Regions from separate parts of the Mus musculus genome. Here regions 1 and 2 are each linked to region 3. Evidence: chromatin loops called from intact Hi-C (ENCODE). Cell type or tissue: left cerebral cortex. All regions are shown on one strand.

What was found. Peaks named below come from ENCODE experiments on the same cell type or tissue, not always from the same donor. Only the 100,000 strongest peaks of a DNase experiment are listed, where the experiment ranks them.
Region 1: it touches region 3 in a loop (4-fold over the local background); 4 of 42 quality-filtered maps call a loop at or near these places.
Region 2: a loop joins it to region 3, with 2.9 times the contacts of the local background. A loop is called at or near these places in 7 of 42 quality-filtered maps.

What each region holds. Positions count from the first base shown.
Region 1 is chr16:37,699,528-37,707,527 of GRCm38, forward strand. No RefSeq gene overlaps it. Among named protein-coding and RNA genes, the nearest start is that of Gm46547, 12 kb to the right of the region's middle. In left cerebral cortex, no CTCF peak of the experiment used is centred here; DNase peaks (open chromatin) are centred at 4,552, 4,926, 5,509 and 5,918; H3K27ac peaks cover 2,947 bases.
Region 2 is chr16:37,106,321-37,114,320 of GRCm38, forward strand. Stxbp5l (syntaxin binding protein 5-like) reads right to left here. Exons shown (of 28, transcript NM_172440.3): 28 at 987-8,000. Among named protein-coding and RNA genes, the nearest start is that of Polq, 99 kb to the left of the region's middle. In left cerebral cortex, a CTCF peak has its summit at 3,130 (motif pointing right); DNase peaks (open chromatin) are centred at 2,601 and 3,141.
Region 3 is chr16:37,809,153-37,817,152 of GRCm38, forward strand. It overlaps Fstl1 (follistatin-like 1), which reads left to right. Exons shown (of 11, transcript NM_008047.5): 3 at 6,554-6,658. Among named protein-coding and RNA genes, the nearest start is that of Fstl1, 36 kb to the left of the region's middle. In left cerebral cortex, CTCF peaks have their summits at 3,484, 5,370 and 7,254 (motif pointing left); DNase peaks (open chromatin) are centred at 19, 279, 621, 3,012 and 2 more places; H3K4me3 peaks cover 390 bases; H3K27ac peaks cover 4,469 bases.

The DNA.
Region 1 (8,000 bases), 110 kb before region 3:
TCTCAGGGGTCCAGATTAATTGAGACTGCTGGTCCTCCTAAAGGCTCACCCTTCTCCTCAGCTTCTTTCAGCCTTCCCTGATTCAACAACAGGGATCAGGTGCTTCTGTCCATTGATTGGGTGCAAATATCTGCATCTGACTCTTTCAGCTGCTTGTTGGGTCTTTCAGAGAGCAGTCATGATAGGCCCCTTTTTTGTGAGCGTTCCATAGCCTCAGTGATAGTGTCAGGCCTTGAAACCAGAAAATGATTTCGAAAAATAACAGTGACATTTTCCAAATTTGACTGAAAGTTGAGCCGTCTTCCATAGAAAACCACAAAAAACCTCAATGTCCAGATTAACTATAAAGAAAACTTACAAGATGAAGACAAAGGAAAGCAAAGTCAATCACTGGGGAGAGACATTATTTTTAAACAAGCCACAGTTCCAACAAGTGCAGAATGCCTGCTGGAACTATATATGACAAATGTCAGAGAAACAGTTTCTAAATGTAAGAAAGGAAAGCCAGATATTTATACCCAGGAAAAAATAAGATAAAGTAAACATATTTCCAGATAAAGAAAAACAAAAAAGATAATAGATTTGTTTAAAAAAAAAAAAAACAACAGAAACAAAAAACTGGCCAAAGGAAGACCTAATAGAAGACCAATAGGAAAACTAAGGCATCAAGGACAAAGGCATATTGGGTGAGGGAAAAGGACTGAAGCCCTGAGGGCCTGCAGAAAGTATGTTATCAGGCAACCTCAGGAAATAGGAGGTTGGGGGATCCCTCAGAGTTCACCAGAGACCTGGGAGGTGAGAGACTCCCAGGACTCATAGGGAGAGACCTTTGATGAAATGCCTAACAGTAGGGAGAGGGAACTTACAGAGCCCACCTCCAGCAGGAAGACAGGACATCAAGTGAGGGATGTGGTTGCCACCCCACAGTCACATCTCTGACCTATAATTGTTTCTGTCTGAAAGAATTACAGGGATGGAAATGGAGAGGAGCCTGAGGAAAAGAAGGTCCAGCAACAGGCCCAAAGTGGGATCCAGGTCAAGGGGAGGTCCCAAGGCCTGACACTATTACTGAAGCTATGGGTTGCTCACAAAAAGGGATCTATTATAACTGCCCTCCAAACAACCCAACAAGCAGCTGAAAGAATCAGATGCAGATATTTGCACCCAATCAATGGATAGAAGCACCTGATCCCTGTTGTTGAATCAGGGAAGGCTGAAAGAATTTGAGGAGAAGGGTGATCCTATAGGAGGAGTAGCAGTCTTAATTAATCTGGACCTCTGAGATCTTTCAAACACTGGACCACCAAACAGACAGCATACACCAGCTGATACGAGGCCCCAACACACGTACAGTAGAGGACTGCCGGGTCTGTATTCATTCAGAGATGATGCACCTAACCCTCAAGAGATTGGAGGCCCCTGGAAGTTTAGAGGTGAGATGGGGTGGAGGGTGGGGGCATCCATGTGGAGATGAGATGTGGTGGGGAGGAGGTGTGGGATGTGGAGCAGTTGGAGGGTGGGAGGGGAGGGGCAGGGAATGGAATATGGAGTGTAAAAAATGAATTACAAATAAAATTAAATTTAAAATAAAAGAACAAAGTCATAGGACAGAGTGGCATATACCCGGGCATACCAAAGAAACGAACTTTTTTTTTCTGAGTTCTTTAAGATGTATTTGACTATCAAAAGCAAAAACTGAGGAAATATTTAGACATGAACAAAAATGAATCTTCAACATGTCAAAATTTGTGAATGTGAAGAGTATGATGGTTTACCCTGTAATCCTAGCATTCAGGAGGCTCAGATAGGAGCATGAATTCCAAGCTAGCCTGGGCTACATGGTAAGACCTTGCCTCAGGAAACACATTAGCTACGAAGCAATTCTTCAAGTCAACAAGCTACACTTCCACTTTAGAAACTGGAGATGGAGTTCAAAATAAAGCAAAACCCAGCAAAAGGAAGAAAAAGGGCAGTGTAAAGTCGGTGACATAGGAAATAGGAAGCCAAGAGAGAAAAATTCATAAAAGCAAGGTTTGATAAAACTGACAAAGCTTCAGGCAGACAGAAAGGAAGGTAGGGAGGGGATAAGGGGGAATGAGAATAATAATAAAGGAATATCATGAACAATATTGCAGTGGTTTGAATATACTTGATCCAAGGAGTGGCACTATTAGGAAGTGTGGCCTTGGAGTAGGTGTAGCCTTGTTGGAAGAAGTGTGTTACTGTGGGAGTGTACTTTGAGACCCTTCTTCTAGCTTCCTGGAAGTCAATCTTCTCCTGTTTGCCTTTGGAACAAGATGTAGAACTAACTCTCAGCTCCTTCTCCAGCACCATGACTGCCTAGATATTGCCATGCTTCCTGCCATGACAATAGTGGACTGAACCTCAGAGCCTGTAAGCCAGGTCCAATTAAATGTTGTCCTTTATAAGAGTTGCCTTAGTCATGGTGTCTCTTCACAGTCATGGAAATCCTAACTAAGATAAACACTATAGGGTAAAATTTCACTAGCTTAGATGTCATATGTCCTTTTCTCAAAATCACAAACTATAAATCTCAGCAAAGAAGAAACAGATTAACTTGTAAGCAATCAATGCCATTGTTTAAATTTTCCCTGAGAAAAATTAGCCCCAAAAAATGTTGCTTGCAAGCAGCCACAAATAATGAGGAGGATGACGTAGTTCATTGGCCACGCTAGGTGCCTGTGTCCTGGACTGTTCACCCACCTGACTCTACCTGCCCTTTAGCAGGTAAGAAAAGCTGCAGAAAGCTCTCTGAACACTGCTTCAAGTTCCTTCAAGTCTCTCTACCCGAGCCCCCATTGGTCCCAAGAAAGCAGTTCTTCTAAACAACAGTTCCCAATTGGCTGGCATTGTCGGGGCACCAGCAATCTTTGGTCTCTCAGGCAATCATTCAGGTTTTTCTGTAGGAGATGCTTTTTGTGGCTGTGTGGCCCCCAGTGTTTACATAGAGGTGTCCCTGTTCCTGCTACAGAGTCTGAGGGAGTTGCAAGAAATAGCCAAAATATCACGAGAAGCTCTTTGTGTGTGTGTGTGTGTCTATGAAGTCATAACAAGTGAAGACGAGAGAAGACCAGCAAAGCCTTGCAAGGTGAACCAATGCAAGAGTGTCATCTCCCCCTCTGTGGGGTTATATTTATATTCTCTTTAAACATCATGTACCCTCTCAAGCATCTGCTCCAGCAAAATATCACATCCCCTCTCACAAAACAACTTCCAGAGAAACATCACATGTCTGCTTCAGCCAAACATCCTCTCACAAGTCTGCTTCAGCCAAACATCCTCTCACATGTCTGCTTCAGCCAAACATCCTCTCACATGTCTGCTTCAGCCAAACATCCTCTCACAAGTCTGCTTCAGCCAAACATCCTCTCACATGTCTGCTTCAGCCAAACATCCTCTCACATGTCTGCTTCAGCCAAACATCCTCTCACATGTCTGCTTCAGCCAAACATCCTCTCACATGTCTGCTTCAGCCAAACATCCTCTCACATGTCTGCTTCAGCCAAACATCCTCTCACATGTCTGCTTCAGCCAAACATCCTCTCACATGTCTGCTTCAGCCAAATATCCTCTCCAGAAAAACATCATGTGACACAACCGAGTTTCCAAAGAAACCAAAAATTTCCACTTCCATGATGACTCCATTTAAATTGTGTTCCCTCCCCTAGTCTTCCTTGGGCTATACACTCCAGCCCCACCCCAGGCCATGGGGAGTCAGGACAGAGTTGCACACATAGGTGGTAGGGAGTGGTTGGATGCTCAACTGAAGGTTTCATGAGCTTCCTTGCTCTTGTCTGGTGGCAAACAGTCAACGAGTCTCACAGATGAGCAAAGCTGAATGCCCCAAGATGGACCTGTTTGACTGAGAGGCCAGGCCTGTACCACAGTCAGCCATCCAGTAAGTGGGATAATCAAAAGATAGTATATGTATGAAAAGAAAACTTGTCACAGTGATGGTGACTGTCTGAGGGGCTGTTGATGCCTTGAGGATGTTAGGCAGGACTCTAGTCCCGAGCTACTTTTCCACCCATTCATTACTTTAAAGAATGAACTGCTAAGGGATCCCAGAAACTGAATGCCAACTGAGAGAAACCAGTCACAGAAGGCGGGAGCCTAATGCCCAGTGAAAAAAAGCTCTGAAAGTGGCAAGATGACAGCACCTTGCACCTCAGCTCAGTGGTTTCCTGAGGCAAGGATGGGCAAGGAAACGGTGGACACAAACTTACACACAGAGTGATGAGAAATTAGTGATCCTCACTGATGGGGAGGTGGCTACGAGACTATGCGAACACCCACAAACTCATCAGATTTCACATTTAACATGGGTGAATTTTGTCTTACGCAAGTCATCCTACAGTACAGATGTTAAAAGGTTTAGTTTAAGGTGTTCTCAGACAAATGAAACCCCACAGGAGCCAATACCAATGGCAGAGACTCAGAGGAAGCACCAGGGAGTTGTTCAGGCTGAAGAAGGATCTCACATGCAGCCTCGAAAGGTAAACATGTGACTTCGCATAGAAGCCAGCTGACTGTGACCACCATGTAAATTCAGTCCCTGGTGTTTTAGTAGTGGCAACTGTAAGAAGCGGGTGAGAACAGCAAGATTACAAATTACAGAGGACCTCGCTGTAGCCAAGAAGCAGGAAGCTCCAAATAGCTCATGGGAGATAAAGCTGCAATGCATAGGGAAAAAATTACATATTGTTATCTCTATGGTAACTACAGAAAGAATTATGTAAGAATGTACAGCCAAAAAGCTAATAAAGGAATAATAAAAAATGCTTTCATAATCCAAAAAAAGGCAAAAAAAGAGAAAAAAATGAACCACACCCAGGAGCAAGATGTTGTGCTTAACTGGATCCTTAATCACTTTAAACATATCTGCAATCCAATGTAAAGACAAAAATCTGTCATCCTGATTTAAAAGTAAGATCCACCTATATGTGTCTCTCCAGTTACACATAACCGAAAGGTTAAAAATAAAAGGCTGATTTTCCAGTACAGATAACGACATAATTTGGCATGGTACAATTAATATCAGCTGAAGTAGACATTGAGGTAAGACAGCTTCCTAGAGATGAAAAGAGACATCTCATAATCATGGAAATATATTTAAAATATCATTCCTACCATCCTTTCTCATGTTAAGTACTGTAATTATCTAATAATAGAATGCCAACCTTCTGGAAATATGATGGTTCCAAAATGTCTTGTCACTCAAATTTAGAAGCACGACAAAATGGATCTTTAAAAAAAAATCATTGCCTGTTTATACATGGCATTAGACTTCCCAGAGAGACACTCCTGACAACGTTAGGACTATTGTTTGCTGATCATCAGAGGTTGTATTCCTTCTGATATAATTAATACGTGAACAAATACTCTTCCGATCTGTCCTGTTTAATATGTAGCTTCTAGTTCCTCCTCATTGTCCTGACAGCTTTTGTGATGAGTCACGCAGAAAGCAGGATTTAGCTGGCTCTGCCAAAGTAGACTTGTCTCACTAGCTGTATGAGATAGTTCAGGGGCGGCGGCTGTGTCTTGGTAGGAATTCAGCCTTTTAAAAGATAACCTTACTGTTGATTTGTGTTCAGCTTTTTTTCCCCTCTGTGCATCCATCCTGTAATATATCCTTAAATAGAAAGTAATGAAAGTAAAGCTATAGAATGTTATACAAATGTCAGCTTGTTACTTTTTTTTTCCTCAGCTCTGAATGTCATCTTTCAGGAAACACATATGGCCCAGTGGCGTGCTTCTGGTCCTAAAACCCTCTTCTCTCAGTGAGCAGGAAGTAGAGACCGAGACACTCCCAACACTGAACCAAGCACTATCTGCATGGAACCCTGAAGGAGAATCGGGACATGTCTGTTTTTCAACAATTTTACTTAAATTAGTAACAATGTGGAGGAGAATTCATTTCTAAGCTTTGAGAATCTTCCAAGCTGGGCCAGCTCAAATGCGAGATAAATCCATGGCACACTCAAACTGAGGCTCTGAGGAGATGTGAGTGCTGTGTCGGGCTCTCAGAGGAAAGGAGAGTTCTCAAGACCTAGAGTAGATACTCTGTGTGGGGAGCGTAGGCCAGTAAGAGATAGAGCAGGAAGGAGTCACAGGGACCACTCACTCACACTGTTGTCTCAGGAGCCTCTGCCTTCCTGACCAGACTCCTCACCCACCAAAGACAACAGAAAGCAAAGGAAGGTGAGTTGGGCCAGCTTCCCTGGATACAAAGGATAATGAAGAAAAATGCAGAGGAAATAGAGGGTCATAAGAACTACCTAGCACGGGACATCATTGCTACTGTCTAGAAGAGAGCCTTCTGCTGTGCTGCTGTCAACTGTGTGCTGTAGGGCTCTCTGCATACCATCGAACTTCTCAGAGCCATAGGGCCCATGGATGCTAAAAAACGAGAGGGATAACTTCCTCTTCACAGACCCGCTGGAAGGATAAGGTTAGCATGGGTAACATTTACCCAGGCGCTTGGCACACAGCGGGTGTTCGGTAAACCCCAAATTACCTTTTCTCTGATATAAAGGTTATTCTCTGCTTGCCTCTTTTAACCAAAGTCAAGATACCTTCCTTCTCTTTCAGTGTTGGCACACATTGGAAAAATCCTCTTATTCCTGCAGGTCCTGGGGGAGTGTCAGGATCATCCCAATAACAGATACATTATAGAAATAATTGCCTTAAGTCAGGAAATTATTTAGGGAGAAAAACATTTTTTTTCTTCCTTCAGAAATGCTGCACGTACCACAGGGACCAATTTGGCCTTCAGCAAATACTCCGGCATAAATTTCCTCCGTTTACCAGAAGCTGCAGTTTATCTCCTAGGACAGTTAGACGTTGACATCCGCTGCTTCCGATCTGTTTCTTGCTGGTGATAATATACTCAGCGTGCAGGATGCTTTCATGGGATTGACATTTGGGAAAGCTAAGAAGATTTGCTCTAAGCCAATTGCTCACCCCAAGGATTAGAGCAGTTTTTATTGTGGAATCAGACACCAATTTGCAAAGCTATTTCCCAGTTTTGATGGAAAGTCTTTAATGTATTCCTGTAACCACCTAATGTTTTAGCCATTCTCCTCCAGGCTGGAATGTTTTCTGATCTTCCCTTGGCCCAGAGTGGTTCCGATAATAATGGTTGTGCTGTTTTTATGGGTTTCCAGAAGAGTCTGGGCCATGCCCAGGCTGCAGACTTTCCCTAGGGGTGCTCCAATGATGGGGGTGGGGGTGGGGAGTGGAGGTTATTGAGTACCTTACTGAGAGAAGCTCATTGAGTGGCAGGCACACTTCCTGCTGCATCTCTTTCTACTGGACTAACTTCACAGCCATTGTGTGGACAGGGCTAATTAGCCCCTTGCTCTTAGCATCTGCGAACTGACTCTAAGAGATGCTCTGTAGCTCGCCCAAGGCTGCCCAGCAATTCAAGCTAATGCAAGGCTTGGGATGGCAGTGTTACAATTCTTCTAAAGAATTGTCCAAGAGTAAGAAGTAGATTTATGTACTTAATCTCTTACACTCAGCTGCTAACTGTGTGCTGTTTGCAAAAGATCAAAACCTACCAGACTTTTAACATTAAAAGACAAACAAACAAACAAAACAAAACAAAACCAAAGCTGGGCGTGGGGGCACACGCCTTTGATCCCAGCACTCAGGAGGCAGAGGCAAGCAGATTTCTGAGTTCAAGGCCAGCTTGGTCTACAAAGTGAGTTCCAGGACAGCCAGGGCTATACAGAGAAACCCTGTCTTGAAAAACCAAAAACTAAAAAACAAAACAAAAAACCAAAAGGCAAACAGACATAAGTGTGGGGAGTGGATGAAGTGCTCAGTGAATGTGTATTATTGACATGAGTATGACCCTGTTAAAGACTCATGGGAATGACGTGAATTCCTGGGCTAGGCTCAGAGAAATGGCAAAGACTTTCCCCGGTTTGTGCAGATGATGACAGTGTGCGTGTGTGCTGAAAGTATGGACCATA
Region 2 (8,000 bases), 700 kb before region 3:
ACATTGCAGGTGGCCACATAAACATGTTGGTGAGCATGTAAACTGGTGTAGCCATTATGGAAACCAGTCTGGAGTTTCTCAGAAAAATAACATTAGATCTACAATATGATATATCACTCCTGGCTACCAGCAGGTTTCCAAGTCAACACATCACAGAGAGTCTTGTACATCGATGCTTATTACCACACAAGTCACAATAATGAAGCTAAGGAACCAACCTCTCCAATCAACAGCAGAGGGATGGGTAAGGAAAATGCAAGTTCTCAGTGGAATATTGTTCCAGCTATCAATGGGAATGAGGTTTTATGTGCTGCAGAGAGTAGTCAATGGTTAAGGCTGTTTACTGCTCTCAAAGAGGACCCAGGTTTGGTTCTCAACATCCACAAGATAGCTCACAACTCTCTTTAGCTCATTTCAGGGGACCTGATACCTTCTTCTGGCTTCTGTGGGTCCCTGCATGCACATGGTGCACACAGACTTACTCAAGTACACACATATAGCATATACATGAACCTAAAAATAGTTTAAAAATAAACTTTTTTTTCATTTTCAGGGAAATGAATACAAGTGGAGACAATTATATTAAGCACCTTAAACAGAAAGGCAAATGCCATATATTCTCTGATTTGTAGTTTCTAGATTTTATGTATACATAAAATCAGGTAAATATGACATGAAAAATAGAAGTAAATCTATTTAGGAGGACAAAGGAGATTAACAGGAAGGGGAAAAGGATGAAAGGAGATAGAGAATATATGTTCAACACAAACTTTATATCTGCATGAAAAGGTTCTTATATAACATATCTATGTACTGTAAATATACACAGTGAAAATTTAAAGAAAAACATTAAAAATATTTACATAATGTCTGAGTTTCCAAACAATCCACAAAGCCCTCTCCTTCAGCCACAAACAGCTATTTATTTGCTCTGGAGGACATAAGATAATGCTACTGAAGTGTAAAGTAATACAACAAATTCAAAATTTTTATTTTTATAACTTTATTTTGAAATCAGCTCAAATCTAAATAAAAGTTTCAAGAATGGTACAAAGAATCATAATCCAGTGGGAAACCACACTCGAGTTTTGATAATTGCTCCATTTATGTCATGACATCTATGGCAAAATGTTTCAATCTATGATCATGTATTACATGCAGTTGTCATGGATTTTGGCTTCCTAGATCTGGAATATCTGTCTTTCCTCATCTTTTGTTATACCAAACTTCCTAGGGGGCAGCCGTATTTAGAAATTGCCAAGTGTAGTTCTATTTAACATTTCCACAGGACGAGACCTAGCTTGCATCTTGGCAGGGATGCTGTGTTCTTGTCAAAGGCAGAACAGGATGTTGATTTGCCCCATCACTGGTGACAGGACTTTGGTCCCTCAATAACAAATATGGTATCTTCCATGTTTTTTTGGTGTAAATGTCTTTTAATGTTTAACAGTTTTGAAGACACTTGGAGATGATGTAAATCATTCTCTACTGAGATCCTACTTCACCCCATTAGCTTGAGCACTAACTGGTATATACCGCCCAACATATTATAACAATGGTTATCTAACAGCAACTTTTAAATTCCATTTACACTTATTAGCTGGCATTTGATTGTGTGAATAACTTTCTCTCTTCCATATTTACTTATTATCAGTGTGAATTCATGGGTTCCTATTTTATTCTATTACTATGTTTTATAGTTAAATTATCCTTGACTTGGCCTGTGTAAGCTCTTTCAAGCTGTTTTTGAGTGCTTCTGAAACGTAGCTATCTTTCATCGAATACTTCACCTTCTGATACAGACTATATTCCAGAATTGAACCAGTCACTCTTCATGATGCTCTAGCCCATTAGCAGGAAAGAATACTTGGAAATCATAATCCAGCATTAATTGTCTTGATTGCTTTGTATCTTTCTGTCTATTCAGTGTTCAGAATTAGGAAATATTTATATACAACATATACACACCTTTTCAGCATGCATACACACACATATAATATATATTTATATGTGTATCTATGTATATAGCTATTTATATAGATACAATTATATAAATATGTATAGTATATATATATATGTATATATATATATATGGACAATCATGTTCACACTGATAACCAATTGTATTCGACATTACAAGAGTTTTCCTACCTTTTCTTCTTTAAGAAGTTTTATTATTTTAAATTGAGACATAATAACTATACTGACAGGGAATATTTGATAGTCCTGTACATCCTTAGCATAATCACCCCCTCAACTGTCACCTCTTTGTGGTGGAACACTTAAAAGTCCTCTTCTTTATCCATTTTGAGCATAAAAGTTACAGCCCCAGTTACCGTGCTATATGTAGAAGCACCAAAATTTAAAGCATTTTAGGTTTTTCTTTTAATTGTATACCCTTCTGCAGTCTCTGTGAGAAACTTGGCTCCCATGTCCTCAATGAATTTATTTAAATGCTCAATTCCTTGAATGTGGCCACCCTCCAGAACCAAAGGGGTTGCCTCTGCCCTGCTTCAAAGACGACCTCAAATTCCAAGGTCACTGACCAGGGAAGTCTCAGCTGCCCCTCCCCCCGCTCAGCTCTGTGGGTGCACCTCTTACTTCACCCCTGTGGTACCCACTTCTATGTGAGCTTGCCACTGCTAACCTGCCCCAGTGCTGGGCTTGCCCTTTAAATAGAGCAGATGGCAGGAGCGGCTTGAGGAAGGAAGTCCTGTTGAATGGGAGTGAGGGAGCAGGGGAGGCAGGAACGGAATGACAGAGGAAGGGAGACGAGGGGGGGGGGGAAGCAGAAGAAAATGGAGAACAGAGTTTTGTGGACTTATGTTGTCATCACAGAAAGACAAACTGATTCTGCTGAGACAGATCTGAAATAGAGACTAGCATTTATATTTTAAAAGGCCCTATACCTTTTTCTTTTACTCAAAAGTATTTTTTAGCCCAAGGCTAGTTGTCGTTCCTTTCAGCTATAGAAGAAAGCTTGTGGTGGAGGAAGAATTTTCCTAAGATAATTAGAACTTTGGAAGAAGAATACGATCAGTTGGCTAAGGCCACCATATAGGAAAATACCAGAAGGAGAATCAACCAGCTGGTGAGAGCAGAGCAAATCAGAGGATTCCATGACCACTAGATGGAAGCATAAACTCACAGCAGACTCATTCTTCCAGCTTGAGCTGTAAAAGCAGGAAGGCGGTCAAGGCCACCCTGAGGTGTAAGTCCTTGCACCACCACAGTGTCTTGTGGGCACTGTTATCAAGTTTGCCTTTATATTTATTCCACCGCAGGTCCCAGTTAATCAATAGCCTTACAGTTTGTCTTTAAATTTTCACTAAACTCTTACACATGTCTGCAATTTGATAGAAAATCTGAATAGGTATTTCTAACCCGAGTCAATCCATAAATTTAAACAGAATCTGTATACATCTAGGGAACTTAGATTTTGTTTTCTGCTTTTTGCTCAATTCAGTGTGTTCTCTTCATCCCCTCCATGTCTTTTAAAAACATCCATTCTTGGTAAAACTACAGTTAACACTTTGCAAATGAATGTTTTACCTCTATATATTTAATCTTGGCAAAAATCATTAGTATATGACATCATGACATAAGAGAGCATCTATGTACAAACATATACAATTTTATTGATATCTCTACAGACTACAAGAATTTTAGGTATAGTCACAATTGCTGAATGCAACAGAAAAATAGTAATTTGTCCTTTTCTGAAAAGATGCAAAAATTCTGAAGATGAGAGAAAGATTCATCAATGGTGTCACCTGTCTGTTATTTCCTAGAGTAAAACATCGCATAATTCAGTACTAAACGTGATAGGTTATTAGAGATTTTTGATACTGTGTACAACTATCCAAAACCACCACCTAGTTCATCTTCTGGCTTTGCTGTTGAGAACAGTGGGCCAAGATGAGAGGGGAAGTGGCGTGAGGGAGAGGACTCGGAGTGTTTTTGTGTCATTGCCTCCCACTGGCTGGACTCTTTCTTGCTGGAGTGTGAGCACTTTTTCAGGGCACTTGTTCTCAGATTATGATTTTTCCATTTATGCACATACCCCATAAGTCAAAGAACAAATTCAAGTGGCCCTGGGAGCTTTAGGAATAGCAATAAAACAAGGAAGAGTTGTTCTCCCTGTTTGCTAACCTCAGGTCCAGCAGGACACCCACAGCAGAGCAGGCGCCTCTCAACATGTCTGCTCCTGGAGAAGGGTGCCTAATAAACTTCAGAGGATTTAGTGAGTGTTTTGGGGAATTTCCAATGTCTAGATATTGAGATTAATTTTACCATTTAGCCTTTTATACTGCTGATTTTATGATATTTCTAGTGTCTTATCTAAAAGACAGTCAAAATTTACATCCTTGACTTAAATAACTGAAATCAAGTCACACAGTAATATTACAGAGTTACAAAGACTTAGTGGAGTTGACTGGTTAGAAATGTACACTCACTTTTGTTCTGTGAGAGTCACAGAATAAATGCCAATCAAGATAAGACTGTCTCTTTTACATTCTGTCTTCCCCGGTCCCTAGGAAGGGGCTAAGAATCAGCCAATGAAGGCAAGAGTCTTTCTTAGTCAGTTCATAAAGCAGTGGTTACCCAAGGTTGGCTGGACACTGGACCCATGTTTAGAGCTTTCAAGAATACTGAGTTCCTTTCCCAGTCTAAGACATTTTGAAATCATTGGAATTTTAAAAATCTCAAATGACTGTTATATACAGCCAAGGCTGACTATCACTCTTCCAGAAAAAAAATATTAATAAAGGCATTCTGTTTTGGTTGTATCAAAACCTCCTCACTTCCCTCAGACTCTCATATCCCTCCTCATACCCACAGGTTTCCCCCACGCTATACCCTCTGTCCTGTTTCTAGATGAGACCTTACTGATGTCTTCTATTCAGGAAGACAGATATACTATTCAGGCCAGTAGATAGAAATACTAGACTTTTTAGCACATGCTTCCTGGAATCTTGCATATGAGAGACAATGGTCAACCTGTTGGTTGATGATCATCTCTGATACCTGGGTTGTGTGGATACACAGTACTACCACCTAAGATGGAGCTGAGTAACTGTAGGTGAAGAAGCTGCAAAGCTGTTGTTTCTCCTAACACACTGAGAGCTGGACCGGATCTGACATGCTGGCTTTCTATGTCATTGCTCTCTGTGAATCAGTGTGGTAAGGGAATGGTGTTTGTACATTCCCCCCAAGGAAGCCTGTGGTACAAAGAATATCCTAGTCATAGGCCAAGGGAAATATTGTTTTCCTTTCTGGGCTAGCTTCATTTTATTATTCTGTCCAAATGCCTGACAGCTTAGTATCTCAAAGAACCTACCTTAATTTCAACCAATATTGGGCCTAATCGTACTTTTTATTTTCTCAGACTGGCACAGATAATGGGTAAACAATACCTTTAAAATGCTATTGGTGGGACATATAAAAGGGAACTTTACCTTTTAAGGTCTCTTTACATTTTTGAGGAGTAGAGACAGATTTTATTGAGAATCAATTCCAAAGGATTTGAGAAATGTTTCTGCGATAGAATTGCTAGACAACTTCTCAGTTTTGTCACTGTACACTTGAAGTTGATGTCACACAATGACCCTCATGGTGCTTGAGTGCTAAGTCTGAGACTCAGACAAGCTAAGTCAGAAATGCACATCTTCGGGGGATTGAAATGCTTGCTAAGTCAATCGCCCTCCCCAAACCCAAGACAAATGGGTGGTTTCACAGTGGGATCATGGCTTACATTACTGTGAGAAGCAGGGAAACAAACATGTCTTTTGTTATCGATGAATAGAATAAAAGGTTCATTTCTGCAGGAACACCGGGAAAGGCTTCTCTGTTGAGGAAGGAATAAGGGATAAAGTCACCTTGTCCTGATGGAGCTTCACAAGCCTTATCTCCAGACGCCACTTCGTAGACAGAATGCAATTTGATGGGAACCAAGACTCAGGGTCATCTTCTGCAGCACTATTAAGGTTTCTGGGGTAGTTTTTCTTATGGTCCAAACAGAAGAGAGATGAGAACATGAAAAAGATTCTATTTACCAACATTAATCATTTCCTTAAGTTGACAATGATGACAAAAATGGTGGTGGTGGTGGTGGTGGTAAGGTGATCGTGTGTGTGTGTGTGTGTGTGTGTGTGTGTGTGAAGATTAATGCAAAAGTTCAAAGAGAAAAATCACATCCATGGTTAAATTATTGTTATTGCTACTTCTGAATTATAAAAATAATTTTGATACAGTAAAACCTCATTAATTTGGATTCTGCTAATTGTTGGTTTGTGGCATCAGTTACCCTTAAGAAAGGTTTCGGCAAACAGTTTTGTAAGCATATTTAAACTTTAAATATTTACGAGAACTTGTTCTTTTCAAGCATGGCAGAGGCAACTACTCCAAGTGATGTCTATTTATAAACTTTTGATGGATTTGCTGGAGCCAGAACTTTAAGCATGTCTATTGTGAAATACGGATATTCTTCTTGATGTATTCTGTGTGTGCTTGGAATTAGTCTATATATTGTTAGTCCACTAATTCTCCAAAAATTTACCTCTCTTGCATATGAATCACACACATATTTAGGGCAGGACTTCTCTTGCTAAGAAAATGTGCTCTTATTGTATGCTATTTTCTGTAAAAACATATCATACATTTCACAGTCTGTCTCTTTAAATGATGTAAAATAGTAGCTCTCAGCTGGAAGCAATTTTGTCAAAAAGATTTTTTTTTTTTTACTGTTATTACTAGAAGATTCTGACTGGCATCTAGAGGGCAGAAGCCAAGGACACTGCTAACATCCCAAAGAATTTTGTGCTGATGGTGCTGCCTTTCAGAACCCTTGCTATAGAACAAGTGTGTGTGTGTGTGTGTGTGTGTGTGTGTGTGCGCGCGCGCGCATGCACACACACCTGGGGTACTGATGATGAAATCCATAATCTTGAACATGGTGGGCAAGCAAGCACTCTACCCTGCACTACATCTCTAGTTACATATTACAGGGAGTTTCAGAGCTAGCCATTGAATTCAATGCTACTTTGGATTGAAAAATCACTATTTCTAAATAAAAGAAATATCTTATTCTTCTGGTCACTTTAAAATGTAGAAATGTTAAAGTACCACTGGGTGTTTTGGGGCATGTCTGTAATCCCAACATTGGGAGGCAGAGGCAGGTGGATCTCTGTGAGTTCAAGGCCAGCCTGGTCTACAAAGTGAGTTTCAGGACAGCCAGGGCTGTAACATAAAGAAATCCTGCCTCAGAAAAGCAAAAACCAAAACAAGACAAAAATAACACACAAACAAGCAATCAAACACACACACACACAAACAACAACAAAAATTCCAGAAATGCTAAAAATCAGAAACTTGGGTCCTAAAAAAGAGATTGCATATATTTTGTGTTGCAGTTTGGCTGCCAATGTTTTCCAAGTCCTGGCTTGAAATTTCGTTAATATTTTACTGTATATATTGTCTGTGTATATTGTCTGTATTTCCAACCAAGTCCTCTTATAGTCATGCTATAACAGGAGGCAGATTTACAGACAATTTTAAGAAACCAGAATTTAAGGACTCTGATAAATGCTACTCTAGTGTGCATTTTCTGGTTCTTTTAATCATCTCTGCTTTTTCTTCAAAATCACTGAGAAAAATTAAAAGGCAGCACCACTTCAAACACAAACAAAAGACAAATGAAAAAAAATAACTTCATCTATTAAGTTGGATTTAAGGAAGTGCCCGTATCTTAAACACAAATGCAAATCCAGTAAGACCTCAAAACCCAATGAACGCATCACATAATTTAAGATTTTAAAAACAGGAAGAGCATCCTGTCAGGGGAGTCCCGTGACTCTGACTTCCAAGCATGTTCAACAGAGCAAGTGGGAATCTTCCTTTGTTTTCCTTTGCAGTGCTTCTCTGCTGGGTCATGACGGATCGTTTTATCTTGCTCGAGCTGCTCTTTACCCTTGAGAGTTTTTAGAAGGTATTTGGTATTT
Region 3 (8,000 bases):
TGAAGCAAATGGCAAGTGGGAGCGACCTGGATGGTAATTAAGCATCTGTTTCCTTGCTTTTGCTTGCCATTCCCAGCCAGAACCCTGGGCTCCAGTTTGCATTCACTTTTGCAAGTTCTTATAGAGCCCCGCCCCAAACATTCAAGCTTTAGGCCTCCCGAAATCCACACGTGGCCCTGGTCTCTTAAACTTGAGGTAAGGCCTTGGCTGGGAACACACACAGGCAAAGGACTCTTAAGTGTGGGGTTGGCACAAATGCTTCGTGTACTGCCAGGCAAATCAGGCCAACTGCTGTAGAGCGGCTCTCCCCCTTCTTTTTCCCGTCCATTGATGGCTTGCACATTCCATTTCAAAGCTGAAGTGCAGAGACTGCATGGGGTCATGTGACAGATGCTCCAGCTAGATTTTAGCAGCTGGAAGAGGTTTCGTTTTCTCCTCTAAACTCTCCAGCTTTTTTATGAACTTGTACTCCGGGAGAGCATCTGAGAGGTCCTGATAGTCTCGTGAAGTTTCTGTGGCTAATTCTGACGAAGCAAGGAGACCCTTTCTCGTGTCAACAAAGTTGCTCTACTACAGAGCTGTGGCAAATGGGGCTGCATATCCACCTTGGCATAAGCAGGACAGAGTGAGAGGAGGAATGGAGTGGGATGGGGGCAAGAACAGAGACCATGCTGCTGACCCAGTTCCAACTGGCAAAACAGTGAGGCTGCACTAAGCCAACATGAACAGCTTTGCTTAAGAACGTCCGTCCTTGCCAGAACCCATGTTTTGCAGAAACAGTTTTACCTCAACAGGCTTTTTAGAAACCTTTCAATGTATATTTTGGGCTGTTCAACCCAGAGACTCGGGCACAGGATCGCCTCTACTGGTTTTTTGGGTTTTTTTCCAAATAACTTTCTTTTTTATTTGCATGCAAAATAATAATAATAATAATAATAATAATAATAATAATAATAATAATAATAATAATTACCTGTCTGTAAAACCTTGGGCTGAAGATGATCTGTTCCTTGGTTTGTAGAGAGATAGAATGGTTTATTGGAACTAGACTGAATTTGACAGCTGGAGGCTAGGGCCAGGGTACAATGAATGTCATCTTGGGGCAATCATTATGTTAGGATCTCAGATCTGGAAGGGCTTAATGTCAAGCTCCTTTGAGAGAGAGAGAGAGAGAGAGAGAGAGAGAGAGAGAGAGAGAGAGAGAGAGAGAACAAGAAAAATAGCCCACCAAGATTGCCAAGCAGTGCTTAAAAGCATTTGGTGTCCTTCCAGAGGACCAGAGTTCGGTTCCCAGAACCCACATGTGCTGGCTCATGACCACCTGTAACTCAAGCTCCAGGAGACCCAGTACCCTCTTCTGGCATCCTTGGGCACCCACAGGTTATCCTCATACAGATGCACACACCACACACACATACACACACACACACATCAATTTTTAAAATAAGTTTAATTGATTTAAAAATTGCTATGCAATCACACAGCATCGTTAACATGCAAGAGCTGAAAGTTGTCAACTGGTAAAAGGCATTCATTGGCCCAGAAGAATTTGTAGTGTGAAATTAGCCATGAGACTAACTCTTCAAAGTCTAGCTTGTCATATGCATTCAGAAGACAACATGGAGACAAGTCAAAGGTGGAAGATCCTAGCTACAAGTTCCTAATGCTTTTCTATTGGAGGCTATGTTAGTTTATGTCGACTTGACACAAGCTGGAGAGGAGGGAACCTCATTTGAGAAAATGTCTCCAGAAGATCAGGCTGTCAGCAAATTTGCTTAATTAGTGGTTGATGGGGGAGGCCCCAGCCCACTGTGGGTGGTGCCATCCCTGGGCTGGTGGTTCTGGGTTCTGTAAGAAAGCAGGCTGAGCAAGCCATGAGGAACAGGCCAATAAGCAGCACTCCTCCATGACCTCTGCCTCAGCTCCTGCCTTCAGGTTCCTGCCCTGCTTGAGTTCCTGGCCTGACCTTTGATGATGAACAGAGATGTAGAAGTGGAAGTCAAATGAACCCTTTCCTCTCCAAGTTGCATTTGGTCATGGTGTTACATCACAGCAATAGTAACCCTAACTAAAACAGCAGCAGAAAGCTTGTTGAGTTTCTATTTATTTATTTATTTATTTATTACTTGTTTATTTATTTATTTATTTATTTATTTATTTTAATTGTTGATGCTTGGGGGATTTTTGCTTTGTTTTGTAGTTTTGGGTTTGTTTGTTGTTGTTGTTGTTTTAGACAGTAATCTTGTTATGTAGCCCACAACAGCCTAACTCAATATCTTCATGCCTCAGTCTCTCACGGGCCACCATACAAGTGTTTTGTTGGCTTTTAAAGCTACATCTAGGTATTCATGCTTCAAGAACATAGCCGCAGCCGGGCATGGTGGCACATGCCTTTTAATCCCAGCACTCGGGAGGCAGAGGCAGGCGGATTTCTGAGTTCAAGGCCAGCCTGGTCTACAAAGTGAGTTCCAGGACAGCCAGGGCTATACAGAGAAACCCTGTCTCAAAAAACCAAAACCAAACCAAACCAAAACAAAACAAAAAGAACATAGCCCCTATTAATACTTCATCCATCGTGAGTACATTCAGGTCTATGTGTCTGTTCACACATTTGTAAGAATGGACATGCCTGAGACCTTGTATGGAGACTGTGCACAGGCCAATGTGGTTATCTTTCCCAAAAGTCATTATGACTGATGACAGTGTAAACAGTGTAAATAGTGAAAGAGCTGCACGCCATCCCTGTGCCAGGCCGTGCAGCTGGCCCCTCTGCCTGCAGCACCCTCTCTTGGCTTTACTTGAGAAGGGACTGTGGAGACTCAGGGACTAGGTCAACTTGTGTCCCTTTCGTGACTTGCCTGTCGCTGGTGCTTCCACGGAGCTTTTCTGAGTCCCAAATACTCCTCATTTGTTACATGCAACTGAAAATGCCAACACCTGAACAGGAATGGTGAGCACAGATGTCTGCAGAGGCGCGCACTGTTGTGGGTGCTGAGTTAGCATCAGTATGTCAGCCCGTGGCCTAAGGCCTTTGCAACCCCTGACTAGGTTACTACCTTAGACTTTCTGGCCAGAACCAGCCACTCCACAGAAGCCCACTTATGACTCTAAGGAACTTTCCAACAGCCTTAAGGAATGGCTCCAATACTTTGGCTTCTCAAAGATGTTGGGGTTTAATGGACAGCTTTGAATGGCACAAAGAAATGCTTCCCTAGAGGAAGTGCCCTTCATTTTTGACCTTGACGTCTGTAATCAAGCATACTCACTGTGAGGAGGTGACGGAATGGCTTTGAGCACCACAGAATAGACAGCCTTCCCACACTGGCAGATCCTTCTGCCTGTGTCCCTGGCGGGTCTACCCTCCTCTCCCTCACGCCTGTATTTCTCACTGAAAGGACAGAGCGGGGCTGCAGCAGCCAGGAAGGCTCTTCTGCAATGCGGCTCAGGGCTGTGTGAGACAAAGAGAGAGATTGCCACCTATTGACAGATATATCACCTGCAAAGAGACCGCTTATATAACCAGAGCCTCCTCCATCTCTGCTGTATGAAAGGCCCTCCAGGGGTTGCTGGGCCCTTTGCATTTTGCATCCTGTCAGTTCGGCACTGGCGTACCTTTCCACTGTCAATGAGACAGGGAAGAATGGGGACATGACAGTCCAAGGTGACAGTGACATCATTTCGCAGGGGAAACTGAAAATAAATCACCCCCTGTAGTGACAGTCGCTTCCTGTTACACAGCACATGGCGCGGCTCAGTTAATTCTCAAGACAATTCTAACCTTCAATGTTTTATGTCTGCACCCAAGGAAGGGGGTTGCAAGAGAATACTCGTGGCAGATAAAGAAGGGGGCTGGGTATGAGTGCTGCATATGGGATCTAAACGCCTTACACTTGCTATTGTAACATCCATATTCCCATTATAGTTTCCCTAACCTTAATGCATACGGATGTAAGAATCAACCAAACATAAAGGAATCATTTGCCTTTGGTTGGAGGAACATCCAACTCTATCGCTTTTTGTTACTGGGCCTCTCAAGTCAGCTTTCCTACCTGTAAAAGAGGGATAATATGACTCTGGAATTAGGAACATATAGAGCGCTTAAGTAGCACCAACCATAGTAGGTCACTTTGAGGGAAGCCAGGTGTTTACAAATGGATTCTTAGTTACCCGTGGGCTGAATAGAGGTTTCTCTCTCTCTCTCTCTCTCTCTCTCTCTCTCTTTTTAGTTTGGGGAACTTAGGCAAATTATTTGACCTTTTGGGGCCTCAAATTGCTCGTTTGTAAAATGGAGCTAATAATCATATGCATGCTCTTCTCAGGTTAGCCATGCAGTAAGGTGAAATGCTGTGTGTGAAAACATTCACGTTTTTAATTGCACTCTTCAAGTACTAGTTGTTAGGGTGAAAGAAAAAGGTGTTCTCCTCCAAACATAACGTCAGTGAGCTACCTGTGCAAATGACTTGGGTTGAATTCAGATTCCACATAATAGTGTTTATTAGGAATATTTACCACAGTAGGAGAGAAGAGGGGGTAGCTCATTGGGTAAAAACACTTGTAGCCAGGCCAGAGGGCCAGAGGTCAATCTCTGGAACTCACCCGATGGAAAGAGAACCCCCCCCACACACACACACACACCCAAAAAGCCATCCTCTGACCTCCACAAACTTGCCCTGACTGGTGTGCCCCTCCCACACACCAATAACTAAACAATAAACATGCACATGAGACAAGATGAGGCTCTGAACTCGGCAGGATCTTCTGCAAGCAGCCCTGTAAGGTGTCCCCTTGATCATGCTCGCCCCCTCCCCCACCCACCATTTTCTCCTGCCCCACAGACGAGGAGATGTGTAGTTTAAAGGATCAGAGGGACTAGTTAAGTACACACTGGGAACATTTGAGTTTTTCCTTGAATGCAGACATATGCCAAAGCTCACTGATTTGTGCATTTGTGTATCTTCAGCTCCTGTGATAGGCCCAGGGGTTAAAGTGTTCAGCTCAGGGAAGTTGAAGAGGCCACTGGAATTGTCTTTTATAACAATCAGCACTGTCTTTTTCTATTCCCTTCTGGCTCTGCTTTTTGCTCGGAGACACAGCTCCCACAAGAGGGAGAGCCCTGTCTGTCTGAAGAGTTTGCTCAATTTTATTCCCCCTCTCTGTTTAGGAAACAAAGATCTAAATCCATCCTCCACCCTTCTGGGAATTACTTCCTCTTTTCTTCACTGTCTGCCAGCTTTTTTGAATTCTCCTTAGCAACATTTTAAAAAAAAAAATTAGTTTAGCAACAGCATTTAAGCCAATGAGATCTGAGCATGCAAATGAGTTCTAGACCAATGAGAGCTCTGCATGGCAGGCAAGGGGGCTTATGGGAGACAAGAATAACCTGGAGTTTGCAGAGCAGCCTCCAAGTGGCAGCAGAGCAGCTATTATGGACCCATCACCTCTCAAGCCTCTACTTTGTTTCCGTGTGTGTGTGTGTGTGTGTGTGTGTGTGTGTGTGTGTGTGTGTGTGTGTGTGTGTGTGTCTGGTTCCCCCGTTTAAAACATTTACTGTTACAGTAAGCCTTGTAGGTATGAGTTCTTTAGATACACTGTAGGCAAGGGCTGGAAATGTGGACTTTGCTGTTACCCAAGTCATTCGTAGGCCTCTTCTGTCTTTGTTGTTTTGTAACCAGCTCCAGCCCAGTCGTCTAAGGCCTGGAAGCCTTGGGTGATTCAGCCAGCCCAGCCTGGCGGAACAGAGGCCCCGGGGGAATCCCTGTCTTTGTTTATCCACCACTACCACAGAGCTGGGGGGTGAATGTCGTGGGAGTAAAGGAATGTACCACCAACAAACTGGTCCTATCACAATCCACATGTGGCATACAGACCTTCCTCTCCCTGCAGTTCTGTAACATCTGTCTGAACAGGAAACCTGACCAGCAAGAAGCTTGGGGGCCATACTCTTTTTGGAGTGGGTTTGGTCCTCTTCATCTTGTAGCCTGGGTACACACAGAGAGTGGCTGGATATCATAGCATATCCACATGGTGACCATCCTTCGGTCCTTTCAGATGGTATTGCAGTAAATACCTTGGTGTTAAGATGTCTGGATGTGTCTCCAGTGTTTCCATTTCTTCCTAGCTTAGACTTCTCATCCTTAAAGAGACAGTTAAGGTGTGGAATCTTCAGAAAGGGCCATCTGATTCTCCCATACACCCCTGCTCCCCAGAGCACCCACTGTGGCCCTTCCGTATATGTGTTCCTCCCTGAGAGTCACAGAGTTCATGAGATCAAAGATTGCCCTGTGTAGCTCTAGCCCTTAGCATAGTGCTGGCTTTATCACAAATGCTCAAACCGTATTTTTTTTTAATGAGGAAGGATGCAAGAAAGTCACTCTTCACAGGGGAACAATCTTCAGTGCCTGTACCTGAGCCAGAACAATGCCTGTGAGTCTGATGCTAAAAGATAACTTTTGGCACACGGAAGCCCCAAGCCTGAAAGGTCATTACCACCAATGTTTCATCCTGTGATGGGCTCATCTCAGTAACGTGGCATCCTTTATGATCTGTGTTTTAGGAGGAACCTAGAAGCAAATCCAAGATCTGCGCCAATGTGTTTTGTGGAGCTGGCAGGGAATGTGCCGTCACAGAGAAGGGGGAGCCCACGTGCCTCTGCATTGAGGTGAGTCCTGGTGTCAGGCATGGGGGGTGCTGACTGTTTAGGGGGTCCTTGAGAACTTGCTCAGTAGGAGATGCGCTTGCTGCCATCACAGCCTCAGGACCTACACAGATGACTGGCATGGCAGCAGGAGGCACTGACCGCAGTGCTGGGCGAGAGGAGGCAAATCCATGGAGTTCACTGACTAACCATTCCAGCCAAATCATGAGCTCCAGGCATAGTGATAACTCTATCTCAGAAAGTTATACTGAAAACAACCAAGGACAACACAATATGGATCTTTGGCCTCAATACATACATGAACACCAAAAAAGAAAGAAAAAGAAAAAAAAAGAAAAAAAAATGATGTTAACAAGAAAATAGAACCAGTCTGGTTGTCCATCAGCATATGAACAGATGATGGAAATGTGGGACATATAGACAATGAATAATTATTCAGGGCTGGAGAGATGGCTCAGTGATTAAGAGCACTGACAGCTCTTCCAGAGGTCCTGAGTTCAAAGAGGTCCTAGGGGCTCACTACTATCTGTAATGGGATCCAATGCCCTCTACTGGTGTGACAGTACGCTCACATACATAAAATAATAGTTTTTAAAATGATATAAAAAGAAATATTATTTATCTTTAAAGAAAAATGAAATGTGTAGGAAAATAGATGGACCTAGAAGGTGTACTATTAAGTGAGATGATTCAGGCTCAGGAAGAAAAACAAAACGCATGTTCTCCTTCCCATGTGGATCCTAGACCACACATATAACACAGAGAGGTGTACAGGAGGGTACAGTTGAGGTTGAGAGAGGAAGGGGTGCTACGATGCAGTCATCGGTGAGGTAGGATGGACAGAGGGACGCATGAGTCATGAAAGGATGTACATCAATATTTTGTCTAGTTTCTAGTCTGTCATAGTTTCTACCTTTTGAATTTTGGGTTTATTTGTTTTTGTGCTGCATCTGAAGGAGCAAGAATTGTGTAGTTTTCCATACGAATCCAACGTGTGTCCATCCTTTGAGATAGTGGTTGTGATAGTTGAACAATCTTTGTAATTCCACTGACTGCTGGTGTAACAAGAGGTCACATGGCTAGTCACAAGTATATTCGTCACATTGACCCACTTTGAAAAAGTGACCTAAAAAAAATGTTCTGAGGGGAGACTCTGTAAGAGTAAATGGTTCCTTTTTTCCTTCAACTTAAAACTCTATGAAGTCACTCCATTGCAGTGTTACTTAATATGTAAACTGTATTGCAATACATGAAATTAGGTATGGTATTACATTTTAAACTTTTCTTTAAATTAAAAAGTTACTAATTGTTTGTGTGTTAAATAGCATAGGTATTTAGACATTTG